Regions from separate parts of the Mus musculus genome. Here region 2 is linked to region 1. The links are chromatin loops, found by intact Hi-C in ENCODE. Cell type or tissue: left cerebral cortex. All regions are shown on one strand. Links, peaks and the distances in the headings refer to the core of each region. The heading gives the core; the rest is flanking DNA.

Region 1 (8,338 bases), core at 225-8,224:
CTGTCTATACTGATAGACATACTGAGAGACAGAGACAGAGAGGACACCTTAGGGTAGTCATCGAACTCTTCACTGATAAAGATTTGAGCTGTCTTACGTAGAAGCTAGCCTGGCTGATTCCCTGATATGTCTGACAGGCTTACTGAAAAAGACATCTCAGAAGGAATCATAGCGTCATTGTTTGTTTTCATAAAAGACTCTGGATTAACGGATTGGATCTTTTTTTTCTCCTGAGGCTGACATGTAGGAACGTTTTGACAGCTTTTGAAAAAAGCCTGCACATTTTCCCGTAACAGCACAGTAGAGAAAAAGTCCATTGGACCCTGTTGCCTTTGTGGTTGGTTACCCCATTCATTAAATAAATTCCAGAGCTTAGTTCAGGGAGGTGGCAGTCCCTTCATCTGTTACATGTTTGCAAATCTCCAAGTGTTGTCCATTCCACAGGTTCATCTATGAAGTGTCAAGGAGGAACCCCTTCATGTATGCCCCAGCCATTCTGTCCTTGGCTGCTCAGTACGACAAGGTCGTTCTGGCATGCTGCAAAGCTGACAACAAGGAGGAGTGCTTCCAGACAAAGGTGGTATCTTTGTGAAGCTATCTGAAGCTAAATGGGGTTTAGCCATGGCTTGGGAAAACAGAATTAAAGGCAGAAATGTGCCTCCTGTGGGAAATACCATCTTCTTTCTCATCCTAGATGAAAGTCATTTTTACTTGATCTTTTCAATTATCGATGAAATTTCATTTTCTATTTATAGTTAGAAACAATACTCCATAATAGTAAGGTATAACTTTAGGCCGAAGTAAAAATGTATTTGGATCAGCATTTACTGAATCTTTAAAGAGAGCAGAGATAACAGCAATGCATGTACCCAGAGGAGGTGATTTAGTGCTTATAAGCCCATTAGAGTGATAGGATTGTCCCTCTCTCCTTCAGAGCAGAAAACAATGTTGATACAGAGTAACCAGCCTTTCGGTAATTGACAAGTGGAAAACATACTACAAGTTCAACCAGAGCCAAGGAAGCTGGAAATTAGTGGGGTTGCTAATGTGTCCGCAAAATGGAGCATATTCCCCACTTCTGGCTTGTTTTATTTTGCCTTTTGAGGCAGACTCTTGTTATATAGCCCCAACTGGGCCCAAACTCCTAAGAATTATGACGGTAGTGCAATTCTTTTTTTTTTTTTTTCTTGTCTTTTCCTTTCTTTTTAACTGAGCAGGAGCCAACAGGCTTTACCCCACCTGGAGACTGGACAGGTGCAGCTGTCCATGTGGTCCCAGTATCAAAATGATGACGTATTGGTTTGAAGATGTTTAAGAGATCTCAGGCATGCATACATAAGAATTAATCTAAAAGTCATGAAAATAGAATGACATGCCTAAACGTCCTGAGCTCTAAGTTTAGTAGAAGCTATTTTATACTTTCCTGTGTCATCTGTACTGAGCGTTTCTAGTTCTTAGATCTGAAGAGAGAATGAATGGGTTTTCTAAACACCTCACTTCTTCTGCATCTAGAGAGCATCCATTGCAAAGGAATTAAGAGAAGGAAGCATGTTAAATGAGCATGTATGTTCAGTGATAAGAAAATTTGGATCCCGAAACCTCCAGGCAACGTAAGTATAAGCGTCTAAGGAGGCAATGTGATGTGCTCAATGTCAATGTCACTCCTCCAGAGTAAAGCCTCCTTTGGGAGGCAGACTCTGATTAGAATCATGAGATCTAAGGATCAGAACAGAACTAGCAGATCAGCCTGCTATTTATGAAAGTCTCACTGGCATGGTATTCAAGGAAGAGTTTTTAAGTAAGTTTTTATTGTTTGTTCTAGACACTTCAGTTTCTGTCCACACTCAAATTATACTGCCCCATTAGACCATATTTCCCCAGCTCTTCTACAAAGTAGATCAAGCTTTATGGAGAGGCATCTCCGACTTGCAGCCTAATAAGAAATCCTTCTTGTTAACCAGGCTTCCCAATCAACCCCATTGTGTCAATTGTTGTTTCTCGGTAAAATATTCCCCTGAGGCAACAACTTTAGAAGTCAGTGACAGGTGGGCAGAGGTCCTTAGTGCCTGGAAGCCTAGGTATTGTGCACAGCCAAGATCCAATGCACATTTCAGCCCTGTAGTTTCTTCCAAAGACTGGTTTCACCTTTCTTCTGGAAGAGGTCAGACTTATGCTACAATTACCTCCCAATTCTATTAGAAACTTAGTCATCAATTCATATGGCGCCTTAAATATTTGTCTTAATAGTAAAATAGAAATGGGAGGACACAATGACAGCAATGGCATCATGTATCTGTTAGCAAGAAAAGCCACACACGCCACAATGATTCCCAAGTTATCAGTAACAAAGACTCAATCCTTTATTCAAGGAAGCAGGGTCTTTGCACAGGCACCTCTTCCCATGAATTCTGGCAGCTTTGTTTTATACTTCCTTCTGCTGTGGTCTGATGCCTTGAAGCAGAATCTGGTAGTTCAGGCTGGACTTGAGCTCCCGATTCTCCTGCCTCCACTTCTGGTTTGCTGGAATTGTAGCCGAGTGCTTCTGTGTCTGCAACAAACGCTCAGGATCAGGGCTCAACAAGAAAGGGCGACATTTAGCTTGAGTTCCTAGAAAGTCTTCAGGAAGCTACAAATGACTTCCAAATTACTTGAGCACCCAGTCCCCCAGTCTACAGAGCTTGTGCCTGGTGGAGCAGAAGCTGACGAGACCTAAGATGTGTTTCCGTCTCTTTTAAAAGAACACATTTCTGTTCTTTCCCGCTGGAGGTAACTCCCCAGATCCTCTACAGACAATGCGATTTCATCCTGATAAACAAGATAATTTTTTTTTAAATGATCCTCTTCCAGAACCATTATTAAGCTAAGTCAAAAGTTAACTGAAGCAAATTTTACTGAGATTCAGAAGCTGGCCCTGGATGTGGCTCACATCCACGAGGAGTGTTGCCAAGGAAACTCGCTGGAGTGTCTGCAGGATGGGGTAGGAGTCTCCCTCTCTCCCTTTTTGTCTCAATTAATGTTTCACTATGCCTGGCTTGGCTGGGGTGCAGTGAACTTACAGACTTTCGAAGAGTAAAATTTGAGCTACGTCATGATTGCTTTGGGGTCTCACCTCAGGCATTAGCAATATCTGATCCCTTTCATGAGACTACGAGACATTCAGTTCTTATTTGACTGAGAGACTGAGTCTCTCCCACTAGCTAGCTAGCTGCTGGTTTACAGTGAGGGCCACTTGCCGGGAAAACTTATAAACTGACATCAAAGAATGTATAGTTTAACTGGAGAGATAAAACAATTGGCCTTCTTGAAGTTATAGACTGTCTTTTGTTTACCATTGTCTCTACAGGGCAATGTGTGGCACATTGAAGGGTTCTGTCATAGTTTAATGACAGACTTATAAGTAAAAATAATGCAAGAAACTGTTGCAAGAGAGAAAATGTCTATTTATTACTAAGCAGAGGTATAAATAAAGGGATCTAAAAGAATTAAATTCCTTTATTTAACAGATTATATAAGAACTGGTGATATAGATGATGTGGCTAATTTGGGTTAACTCTGAGCTTTCTAGATATTGAATGAGAGGCCTGTATATACCAAATTACTCCTCCTTTCATCCCTGTGACACCAAGGACTACCTTTTTTTTTTTTTTTTAAATCTCTCTTGTTAAAGGCTCAAATGATGTTGGAAAAAGGGACAGAAAAGACTCACTTCAATATACTCAGTGTCATTCGTTCTTTGTAGAGGTAGTCAGGGAAGTCAGCAGGTGACAGGGCTCCCAGGGGGCAGACTGGATCCTCCAGGACAGATGGCACCCCTGCTGTGAGGAGTGGTGAATCCTGAAGCACGGACTTGATTACTTTTTCCCTCATGCACATTAGGAATTCATCAGCCCCTTAGGAGTACTGGCAAAAAACGATTTTGTTTTTCTTTGAGGTCAGTTTTCTTGGTTTGTAATTGACAATTTTATTGATTTTATTTTTCTAGTTAAAAAAATAGCTTTTAACTTTTGGAGCTTGTCGCTATTTTTTCATTGAGAGTGGAAAAATAATTTCAGTGCTTTACAGGAAGGCTTTAACAACTGAATAATAGCTTTCAAGGGTCACTGTAAGAATGCACATCCCTGAGCAGAGACAACGTGGTGTACAGGATTTTGCACAGCCAGTTCGTCTTCTAGAGTGCCCTCTGGCGGGCAGAGTGGGTCACTGCAGATCCCTCTGATCAAGATGGAAGGAAGGGAAAGCTAGCAAGGTTAGAATGTCAGAGGTGAATATTGCACATTGGAACGTTTCAATAACAGTAAAAAGCTGCTGTCTTGTTTAAACAACACATTTCCTTCTCATCTTGAAGACGTTTACTAAAATAGAAGGCAGGACTTAGATGAAAGCTGTGCGAAGAGGACTCGAACAAGTCGGAAAGCAATGAGGAAGAGCAAAAATGAGCAAAATAAAAAGGGAAAGATAGGTAAAAACAGAAGAGTGATGAGGCGAGATATCTCATTGACCCTGATCCTCCTTTTCATCTCGCCATTGATTTCTTCTCCCACTTCCTTTCCGGGCTCTAAGTTCCTACCTTAGAGGATAAACCTTTGAGATTTATATTACATATTATTATATTGTATTATATTATATATTATATTATTTACTTTACCCATTGCAGGAAAAAGTCATGACATATATATGTTCTCAACAAAATATTCTGTCAAGCAAAATAGCAGAGTGCTGCAAATTACCCATGATCCAACTAGGCTTCTGCATAATTCACGCAGAGAATGGCGTCAAACCTGAAGGCTTATCTCTAAATCCAAGCCAGTTTTTGGGAGACAGAAATTTTGCCCAATTTTCTTCAGAGGAAAAAATCATGTTCATGGCAAGGTAACATGCCCTGTAAATGTATATTTGCAATGATAAAGACCATGAAGTGATGGGGGGTGGGGGCTATAGTTTTTTAGCTCAACTGAGGCTGGCTGTCTAGATGCCGTGACACCCAGGAGATGTAAGCATAGAACTTGTAGCTAGGAATGAGATCTACTGTAACGTGATGAAGTTCCCACAATTACCACTATTAATTGGCTGGCTTATGAATCTATATTTTGTTTTATGCCATTCTGTTTCAATATCTCATATGAAAACCACCACGAACTTTCAAAGATAATTTGTATATTTTGTAATAAGGAGGGCATAGGCTGCCAAGTTGGCTCAGTCAGTGGGTAAGCACCACACAAACTCGACTACCTAAGTTCAACTCAAGGAAACTGATGTGGAGTGATTGAGCCAATTTCTAAAAGTGGTCCTTGACAACACGTGCGTGCTGTGGCAAACATGCCCCCTCTAGTAGTAATAGATAAATAAAATTAAATTTAAAAATAAGAAGTGCTCAAGCTCATGAATATAATGATACACACTATAATACACACTTCAGAAAAAAATAAACATTCCCCTAAATATAGCTCAATAGATAGTGCCAGATAACAGTTCTTTCACTGAAACAGATTGCTTGATATGTATAGAATTTTTAAGAAATGAAAACCTGTTTAGAGACATTTGTACAAAAGAAGTTTTCTGTACTATAGTCAGCAGGCATGTATTCATTCTATTGGCCTTTAAGGGAAGCCAACAGTCAAGTTAACACCTTCCCCTTTCTTGGATGTTTCTATGCACTCTATTAGAAGAGAGATTTGTGCAGCTCTTAGGACCTCATGCCTAATGGGTTCCGAGGGCTTTTCCTAAGCTAAGCGCCTGATGCTAATGCAGCAATCAAAGTAATGGCTCAATCTTCTCGCCAGTATTCCCAAAAGCTGTGGCTCTTTGGCTGCACTAAAATCAGGTATTCACATGTCATTTGTACTGCTAAATAAAGTTAGGCAAACTAAAACAAAGACTAGATTTAGGAGGAACATCTAGGTGTTTTGTTGGTGGTAGAAGTCAAGACTACCTACATCTACAAACTTAGAGCACAATTCATCTTAAAGAGTGATCTCTACACTTACATATGCATACACATATAAAAGAGCTAACAGTTGGCTTCATAGCAACAGGCCTTCAGTGGAGAGAATGTTTGCAGGAGACATTTTCTCAGCTGAGAACAGGCTTCCACCAAGCCTGTATCCCCCTCTGTTACTCACAAGTCTGCTGCCCTAGCCCTCAGTCAAAGGAGCTGTTCTTGACCGCAAGCTGAATTAGTGTCCCTTCGTCTTTGGGTGTCGCCTCTTTTCCTGCCCTCGTCTTTCTTATTTTTCTTCATTGATTTATCACTATCAAAGAGAGATGACCCATTTAAGCTTGCGTCTGTCTCCTTAAGAGAGGGGAGGGGAGGTCTTTTCTCTTACATGGCATTAGCTCTTCACTGTTTAAAGCATACCGTACACTCTGAAAGCATATTTGTTGGATAAATGAATGGAAATCTTGCCACTGAAAAGCCATAGCGAGACACAAAACAAAGGGGTATATTTGTATTGTTCTTCTTTAATTAAAAATAATTTCACATGCATGCATGCATACATAAGTTTATACCTAGGTTCTGTATATGAGAGAAAACATGCAGTTTGTCTGAGCCTGGCTTATTCACTTAATGACTTCCAGTTCCATGTATTTTCTGGCAAATGTCATGATTTCAGGAAAGGACATTTTACTGGGTGATTTGAGGGACTGCCTTAATAGTTTTGCTGTTCACAGAATTCAAATTATGTTTGCTTTTCTGCTTCACTTACTGTTTGACTTTTAATGTCTGTATGCTCTGACTGCTATATAGGAATGCTTAGGGAGTTAGTTAATAGTGTAACGTTGTCTTAGTTCTAACAACATGATATTTTTCCTACATATTTAAGCTTTCTTCATGAATACTCAAGAACTCACCCCAACCTTCCTGTCTCAGTCATTCTAAGAATTGCTAAAACGTACCAGGAAATATTGGAGAAGTGTTCCCAGTCTGGAAATCTACCTGGATGTCAGGACAATCTGGTAGGTGGTACTAGAATTTGGGGGATAATCTGTAAACTGCATTGATAGTAGTCTTTGGAAATACAGTTTGTAGGCCAGTGAGTGAGAAGGCTCAGTAGGTAAAGGCGCCTGTTGTGCGAGCCTGGGGACCTGAGCCGGATCCTTGGGTACCATGTAAAGGGAGAAGAAAAAGAACTGCACTCCACAGAGTTGGAGTAGGACCCACACATGCCCTTTGGCAGTGCTCCCCACTGGATAATGAAAAAAAATTAAACATACTAGTTAAGTAGTAATTAGCTAGTTATACTTAGCTAGTTATAAACTAGTAGTCTCAAAATTAATGAGTTATCCTAACTAGCAACCAATGGCTTATGTAAGAAATAAAAATGTTAGTTAAAAGCATTATGGTGAATAGAATAGAGATGCTATTCACCTTTGCCAGCTTCAGGAAGGCAAAATCTCCTGTCCAGTGGCTATATCCTCAAGAGTTCATTTGTTTTCATTCTTAAAAGTCACGCATTATCATCTTCAATATTTCATAAAGGCTTCTAAGATTGGTTTTATAATATAATAAGATCCTGGCATATAGAAAATTGTGTGTCTGAGACGAAAGAATAATGCATGTAATAATGTCGGTATTTTTAGGAAGAAGAATTGCAGAAACACATCGAGGAGAGCCAGGCACTGTCCAAGCAAAGCTGCGCTCTCTACCAGACCTTAGGAGACTACAAATTACAAAATCTGTATGTTTTTTTTGAAATGTTTTCAGTAAATTAAAATTATTAATAGGTGAAGGAAGCATAAATTTAAAGTCTCAAGGCACCAGGCACTGCTACTCTTTCTTCTATTCCCAATTGGATCAAAGTCAGTATAAATGTGACTACGTGATTTCTCCAAAGTTATCCCCCATTAAATATTAACAAGAACAGCCCATGAAGTCTGATGTTTTAAATTGACTTCGGGTTCCCCAAACCCTGTAGATTTTTGCAGAAGAGCTATCCATTCTGCTCTTGATCTGTCAAGGTTCCAACACCCAAAGTACACGGTTGAAATCAAGGAAGAGCTAAGGTTGGGAGGAAAGCAGTCTTCTTCCCACGTAGTGACACGTGAGAGAGATGGAGGTGGGGTATGTGGAGTGATTGGCAGAATAAACACTTCTCATTGTGGGGCCACATGACTCATGCCTTCTGACACCGGAAGTAGGTCCTAGAGAAGGAGGAAGGGGTGAACACTCACGATGACGAGGTAAAAATGTTTCTTCAAGGTTCCTTATTGGTTACACGAGGAAAGCCCCTCAGCTGACCTCAGCAGAGCTGATCGACCTCACCGGGAAGATGGTGAGCATTGCCTCCACGTGCTGCCAGCTCAGCGAGGAGAAATGGTCCGGCTGTGGTGAGGGAATGGT
Region 2 (8,338 bases), core at 103-8,102, 150 kb after region 1:
ATGACTTTGAAACATCTCTTCTTTCTGGATTTCATGTGTGAACGCCGATTTACTGCACCTCATCAGGGAGAGCAAAGCTTATGGTGAGTGAAGAAGACTGTAGCATGGGAGCTGAAGGAGTACGGTCACGGAGCTGGGAGGTTCAGTTGCCTGTGTCCTGGGTACCGCCCTGCCACTATCCCGGAGTCTGTGCTCGGCTGAGCCTTCCTGGACCAGAACTCAAGACTGGTTCCTGGGCTTCTGGTTTCTGCATACTGTTTCCTTTGGGCACACAATCACCGACACGTAGCTGAACAAACAGAAGAGTCAACCTCACCGATAGAAGAGAGGTTACAAGGAAGACCATTGTTCCCCCATTTGTGACTCTGTGTCACAACTTAACTGGGTTGAATCACATGGACAAAAACCACCATGAGAGCCAGTGCTGGGGGAGGAAGGCTAGAACTGCCCCCACTGATAAACTTCTGAAGGCTTGGTGTGGACAAGGCAGAGGGTGAAACCCAGTGGAGGGGCCAGTCCTAGGGAACCCATAAACTTTTGTGAGTTTGCCTCCAGGGTTCCACTATGTTGTTATAGTAAACGTGTGTGTGTGTGTGTGTGTGTGTGTGTGTGCGCGCGCGCGCGCGCGCGCTCGCGCGCTCGCGTGTCCTCTCATGCTCAAGGGGGGAGAGGAAAGTAACGATTTGAAATAGACCAGCCTGTTCTGGTATCCTTTAAAGGCCCTGATCTCAAGAGAACCCATTTTTCCAAAGCCAAACCTGCACGAGTTTCATCCAAACTGACCCAAGGAAAGATGAAACCCCAAACCCAGCTCCCTGTAGCTCCAGTTTGCTACATGAATAATAAAAATATTTCCTATCAATCTCAACTTTCCTCATTGTGCACAGAAGTGCATATTTGAGTGATAATTGTGTTATTTTAAAGGTATGGTAAGAATTTCCCATACCTTTGAGACTATGCAACCAATAGGGTGCTGCTGTTAGGTAGGCTCATGGTGTCCTCTAAACTTCTGTGTGGTGATCGTGGTGTTTGTCATTTAAAAAATTCTTAATTTGCTATGGGTTACACTTTAAATGGCATGGCAGGTACCGTGTCAGATCGAAGTTTACTGAGAGAACAATCAAGGTGGGCTGCCTATTGATAATACAGAAGCCATACTAGAGCTACATCCAGATTTTACATTATACTTATTAAGAAGTTTTATTTGGTTTGTGGTTGCTTCTGTTGCTATTTAATATGAGGTGTTTTTTTCCCCTTATTTTTAAAAATTTAATTTGAAAAGTGCTGCTTTTTGCACTGTGGAAATTTGAAGCTTATTTTCAATATAAAACTAAGCTTGAAATCCTACTTTAAAAATGGCTTCTATTGGACATTTTAAACTTACCTTTGCCTTACACAGAAAGTTTTGAATTGGCTTTAGAGTCAGCATATACTCGATATATTGCACGTCATTCCACTGCCATGTTGTTACAATCAGAAATTCTACATTATCGTGTTCCTGACTACTAACATGGGGTGGTGTTTTATAGGTGGAGGTTGGCAGGTTGGAATTTATAGCTTTTACTGTACAGCAAGGGAAGGGGTGATGGAGGAACCCTAGCAGCTTCAAGAAAGGAAACACACACCATATATTCTCAGAATGATTCTCCAACCTTCTGCAAGAGGCGGCTTCTATAACTTGCCCCTCCCTGTTTGGTCCTGTGTGTGAACCCATGACCCTACCCCTGTTATAATGAATAGCCCTTTCCAGTAAAGGCCCCTCATTTAGCAAGTTAAGTAGTTACTATTCTGCCACAGGAGAATTCCAATGTCTAACTTGTAATTCCTTAGAGTTTTTTTTTTTTTTTCTTAGCAGAAAAAGAAGCTTGCTAAGCAATCAAGAAAGTATTTAAATAACTGTTTAATGGTCTCTGGGATTTCCCAAGAGGGACTTCTTGCCAAAGATCCTGCTTGATTTGTGAAAGAGAGGTCTACCTTTATGGGGACTGTACAACCAGTAACCTACAAAGGAACTTAGGATCAGGAATTTCAAGTTCTCCTGGTTCAGCTGGCTTTGGGCACTGCATACGGTTCTCAAACTTAGAGGTTGCCGGTGTGACAAGGATGTCCTAAAATATGGAGAACCGGGCTTCCATCTAGAGTTTCTGAAGCAGAAAGCCCAGAGTGAACTGGAGAGCTCACGTTGCTGACACAGTCACAGGTGTCCCCACTGAATAGGACTAGAATTTGGAATGGGGACTGATTGTTTATGCTCTCTCTTCTTTTCTATATCTTGACACAAAACACTCCTCACCCTCACTGCTGGCCCCTTGTCCAGGTGCTGGTCCTCAAATCCAGGGACCCTACTACTGGCCAAACCTAAAGATTACCAGCTGTTCTCTCAACAAGAGTCCCTCTTTGGGGAAGGTCGGACGATCCTTCCACAGGGTCTCTCTTAAGACGATCAAAACCCACAGATATTTACTGTTAGCATTTTGTCTAAGCTCTGAGCCCCACGGTTGCCTGGCAACAGCCAGGTATGCCAGGCTCACTATAAAAGGGGCTGTTTGCCCCCTCTGCTCTCTCTTGCTCTTGCCTTCTTGCTACTGCTCTGTCCTCTCACCTCTTCCCCCTCTCTCCACGTGCTCATGGCCAGTCTCTACCTCTCTATTTCTCTGCTCTGTCTCTGCCTTTCTCTGTCTCTACTACCCTCTTAGCTCCCCTCCCCATGTCCCAAATAAACTCTATTCTATATTATACAATCATGTGGCTGGTCCCTCAGGGGGAAGGGATGTCTCAGCATGGGCCAGCGGAGGCATCCCCTTTCCTCATACCTAACTACATACCCACAAACATATTCCTTCTCTTCCTCCTCTTAAAAAACACATTTACATTATGACACAATATCAAAATAACATTATGAAGTAACAACAAAAATAATGTTATGGTTAGGGGGAGGTCACCACAGCATGAGGAACTGTGTGAAAGGAGAGGGTCTCACTATCCCAGGCCCTTGCTTCGGCAGCTTCAGTCTTCCACAGTGGTAACACCAATGCAACATTTGCATGGAAGAAGGAATTTTTGTTAATTTAGGAATTCCTATATGACAAAAATGAAGAAGACTGAGCCGGGCATGAGATGAATGTGTATTCCTGGGACTTAGATCTACACCGAGGGCGCTTACAACACATGCAGGGCTGATAGCTGGAGAGGTGGCCAGCCTGGCTGTTAATAGCACTTGCTATTCTCCCAGAGGACCTTGGTCTCATTCCTAAGAGCAGCTTGGTGGCCCACAGCCATCTGTAACCCTAGTTCCAGGGTATCTGTGTTTGATGCATGTGCAGAAAAGCAGGCACACATATACACATAACTAAAAATAAATAAATTAAAAAAAAAAAGAAGGTGCTGTTCCCACCGATGCACCACAGAATTCCGATTTTCAAGTTGCTCATTCAGGAAACCCCTAAGGGCTATGGGTAATCAAAGTTCCTGGTGTTTGACATTAGGGATAGTTGATGAATTTGCTTGTTCAACCAGATAAGAGCATATGTGCAAAAGAATCCTGTCTCATCCTTTCAGATATTCTCCTTGGTGACTACTACGTGCAAGCAAGGTTCTAGGTTCTGAGGAGACAAGATGGACAGGTCACTGTGACCTTATAACTGTGACATGCTGTCACTGAAAACGAGCCTGGGTTCTGCTTGGAGTGGCTTAGGCTTGGTTTTGCTCCAATTTCATCTCTTGTTATTTCAGCATGCTCTGCCATTTCTTTTATTGATGTATTACAGCATGTATTGACTATTTAATTGATACATTTAATTGTAGGCATTATTATTAAATATATAGACATATTAGAATAGCTAATAAAAATATTTTTTCTAATGAAATTCAAGCATTACCACATAAGTTTATACCATATGATGCCTCAGCCTCAGGCAGTCACATTTTAGGGCGTAGACTGTAGCTCCCTCTAGTGGCAACCCAAATTTCTTTTCTCCCTTCTTTTGCAGGCTCCCTGGGCATTTTGACTGCCTGAGAACTGTGCCCTCTTAGACAGGAAAGGAACTCAGTCAAGCTAACAGTTCTATAGCACAGCTGAGGTGCTGGGCTAAGAGACCCACACGAGGCTGTGGTGACACAGTTAATACTGTTCACACGACTGGTGGTGAAGATTTGTGTACTAAAAGCTTTAAGATATTGAGAAAATTGAGGACGATACCAGAAGGTGAAGAGGTCCCTCACGTTTGGAGATCTGTAGTATTAATATTGCAAAAATGATCATCCCATCAAAAGCAATCTACAGACCCATTGTAACACCTATCAAAATTCCAGCCCCATTCTTTACAGAAATTGAGAAAAAATAAAAAGAAAATGCAATTTTTAACGTCATATGGAAACACAGAAATTTCAGGATATCTAAAAAAGAAATGCCACGTAGAAAAAGAACTGGAGCTCTGGCCAGCACAGATTCAAGCAGAGATTCCTGCAGAGCTATAGGGGAAAAAGCAGCATAGGGTTAGCAGAAAAGCAGACACATGTTTCGGTGAAACTGAAATGAAGAAATAATTCCATCTGGGTTTTGACAAAGAAGCCAAAGATACACACTGGATAGAAGACAGGAACTTCAACAAATGGTGCTTTTCAGACTGGATATCCCCATGTAGAAGATGAAGATAGATCCATATCTATCACCCTATACAAAACTCAACTCCAAGTGGATCAAGGACCTCAACTTAAGATCAGATCCCTCAAATCTCTTTTATAAGAAAGTGGGAAACAGGTTGAACTCATTGGCACAGGAAAGGAATTTCTGCACAGGACATGGAGAGCACACTAAGACTAACAGCTAATAAATAGGACCTCACGAGGCTGCAAAGCACAACATCATTTGAGCACAGCGGCAGACTCTAAAATGGGAAAAAACCATTACCAACTACACGTCTGATAGAGGATTAGTACTAGGATATATATATGTATACACCCAACCCCAGCACCACACACACACACACACACACACACATATACATACACACACACACACATATACGTGTATATATATGTATATACGTGTATACACACATATACATATACACACACATATATGTATATATATATGTATATACGTGTATACACACACACACACACACACACACACACACACATATATATATATATATATCCCCATGATCACAAAAACAAACGACCCAGTTAACCATGCAGTATACAACTAAACAGAGATTTCCCAAACGATGAAACATAAATGTTGAAGAAACAAGTGAAGAAATGTCCCACAGCCTGAGGTAGCAGGGAAATACAAACTAAAACTACTCTGAGACTTCATCTTACCTTAGTCACAATGGCCAAGATCAGTAAAACAAATGGCTGCTTATGCTGCTGAGGAGGTAGGGAGAGGGGAACACTATCCATTGCTGGGGCAGGGGCTGGGGGAGGGAGTACAAACCTACAGCCCCCTGTGGGATCAGTGTGGCCGGTCCCCAGAAAGGTCTCAATGCACACTTTTGTCTTGACACGTAAAGGAGGGGCCAGTGATCAGGTTGGTACACGCCCTGTACACGGGAGACTGGGGAAGCTGACGCAGGGGTGTAAGGACCAATGCAGAAGGGAAGTATTATACAAAGAAACCCAGGACACGTCAAGTTCAGTGGAAACAGAAAACTCAGTCCCCTCAGAGGTGGTGCCATCTTGCCGCCATGGCTCCTTCACTGTTCAGGGGCACGGTTGCTATTTTAGGAAATGAGAAGAGTTAAGTGGAGGTCAAAGGTCATAGGTTGGCATTAAGTTTGATTCGAATCTACCAGCCTTCGGGATTTTATGACTGTTCGAAGGAGCCTTCACCATTGCAGCTTCACCCCGAGAATTTAGCCAATGATTCACCATTCCTCTTTCCCTCTGTCAAACTCCCCTCACCCCACTCTCCCCCTTCTAGTCTTCACCGACAGCAGTTCTGAAATGACCATGATAAGTTGTCTCCCAGGTACGAAGACAATGGTGTAATTTATCGAGATACTTAGCTCCTCTTTGGACTTCCCCTTCATTGGTTCCTATTTCTTGTGCTCCTTTGTCCCAGGAAATCTAGAAAGAAGAAGTCATTAGAGGTACAGTCATTCTGATTTCTGCTTCTCTAAAGATAAATGTATTGAGAAGAATCAGGTGGGAGGGGGAGAAAAAGAGAGCAGAGCTTCGGGTGTGTTGAGAGATGAGAGAGGACATCTGTCTACACTGGAACAGGAAGGTCAGTGAATCCCGGAGCCCCTGAACAGCTGCTTCAGCTCCTTCCCTGAGGGCACCCTGGAGGGTTCCCTGACAGCAAGGCAGAGAGGTGTTAGGTATGTAGAGCTTCTAGATACGGGGTGTCCAGGCTTGGCAACACCCCCAAGACTCAGAGACCAAGATGGCTGACTGCCCCATGATAACAAGAAGGAAGAAAAAGAGAAGAGGATGGTAGGAGAGAGCTTGTTTGGGGCAAGAGAAATAACACATCAGGGCTTCTCAAGCTACAGCCATGCAGAAGAGGCTCTTCCAAACTCCTATGAAGTTATAAAGCCTCCCATGGCTCCATCTTCCTCCACACTGTTGACAGTAAAGGGGAAGTGGTAATGATTATACTACCCCATAGTATAAACAAAAGCCATACAGAACAAACCACATACCTAGTTACCCCAATATGACCTTTGTAGGGGGCTCAGAAAGAGTAGCTCTAGGCTAGGCAGTAGTGGCCTTTAATTCCACCACTTCACTCAAGAGGCAGAGGCAGGTGGATCTCCGTGAGTTTGTGTCCAGCCTGGTCTTTGTGGTGAGTTCCAGGACATCCAGGGGTTCACAGAGAAATCCTGTCAAAAAGCAAGCAAGCAAACAAACAAACAAACAAACACAAAGGAGTGAGTGAATGAATGAAATAGGAGCTCTTTGGCCTCAAGGGTCCAAGGAGCTTCCAGTCTAGGAGGATTTCAGATTCCAATCTGCTGAGTTTTCTTCTTGTAAAAAGGGAAATGCAAACTTGTTTACGCACTTTAGCAAAAAACACGCACAGCAGCTTCATTCACAGTAAATGAGCCCAGATGGAAACAATTCAAACACACAGACATCTCTGAAGACCCGAGTAAGCTGTGTGGTCTGGCGGAACACCGAGGAGCTCTATGAGACGATTCATTCACGCGTCAACATGAATGCATTTCAAAAATGTCACTCTGTGCTCAAGGAGCCAGACCGGGGACAACTGATGATTCGAGATTTCAATCACAAAGAATCCTTATATTCATAAAACTGGAGCAACGGGAATTAGAAAAATGCTTCCTAGAGGCTCAGGATGGGGAGGGGGACGGGTCGACTGGAGCACCAGAGAACTCTGGGAATGAATGGCACAAACTGCATTTCTAGTGACTATTTGTCAAATATTGTCAAATGGCACTCACAGTTTTGATGATTTTTGTCATGTGTGAATTACCCTTCAGCTTCTCTGACGTTTATAAAGGGAGTCGGGAATGCTGAGAACACACCAGTGGGGGACCGAGATCCTTGCCAGATGAGCGCATCCCATGGGAAGTCTTAGTACTTTTCCTGGTTTGGTGAACCCACGGACTGACCCTCCTGGAAGTCATTTCTTTGTTTCCAGATTTATAACTGGAATACGTGTACTTGAGGGCTGTCGCAGATGCATTTTCTGGCATGGAGTAACAGCTGTGCTAGTGGAGGCTATCAGTGGATGCATATACACCATCCTCGCCAGCTACCTATCTAGGCTCAATCACTGTACAGAAGCACACAGTATCCTGACGGATAGGCAGTGACAATTAGCACCAGTCTCATAGATCAAGAAAATGGTACTGCTTATATTTCATGGCTTGGCTCCTGAAGCAAGCAAATGAGACTGGCGGATGGTTGCATTTTACAAATGCAACCAGGGGATAATTTTGCCCATTATAATCACTGCGCTTGCTAGAGCGAATAAGCCTGACCTTAATTCACCCATATGGAACTACTGATCTGGTGAGAGCGCTCATTCCCAGTCTCGTCAAAGAAGAATTCCCTCTCAAATGGATTGAGCAATTTATATACAATCATGACTTTTTCAAGAGTCTCCTCTGCCTCCTGGGGTACTATAACCTAAACTGATGTCCATGATTGTCACATTGATCTGCTTTGTCAGTGACTACACTCTAAGTCACTCGAGCAAGAACTATTAGGCACGTTGGGTGTGTCAAGACACGAGTGCTCCACGGGTCGGGATTGAATTGTATGGATTTAGTCCAGCTGTGCCAACACACACATTCCCTACTGAACACCCTGTATCTCTGCTTCCTCTGACGTCAGATGGTCTGGCTCATGACGGTGACTTGTT

The links. A loop is a pair of places that touch in the nucleus more often than their neighbours do. Peaks named below come from ENCODE experiments on the same cell type or tissue, not always from the same donor. Only the 100,000 strongest peaks of a DNase experiment are listed, where the experiment ranks them.
Region 2: a loop joins it to region 1, with 2.5 times the contacts of the local background. A loop is called at or near these places in 4 of 42 quality-filtered maps.

Annotation. Positions count from the first base shown.
Region 1 is chr5:90,496,753-90,505,090 of GRCm38, forward strand. It overlaps Afp (alpha fetoprotein), which reads left to right. Exons shown (of 15, transcript NM_007423.4): 5 at 445-577; 6 at 1,513-1,610; 7 at 2,848-2,977; 8 at 4,655-4,869; 9 at 6,822-6,954; 10 at 7,579-7,676; 11 at 8,198-8,336. Among named protein-coding and RNA genes, the nearest start is that of Afp, 10 kb to the left of the region's middle. In left cerebral cortex, for the core only: a CTCF peak has its summit at 4,185 (motif pointing left); DNase peaks (open chromatin) are centred at 2,967 and 4,181.
Region 2 is chr5:90,648,959-90,657,296 of GRCm38, forward strand. No RefSeq gene overlaps it. Among named protein-coding and RNA genes, the nearest start is that of Rassf6, 13 kb to the left of the region's middle. In left cerebral cortex, for the core only: a CTCF peak has its summit at 3,951 (motif pointing left); DNase peaks (open chromatin) are centred at 3,962 and 7,768.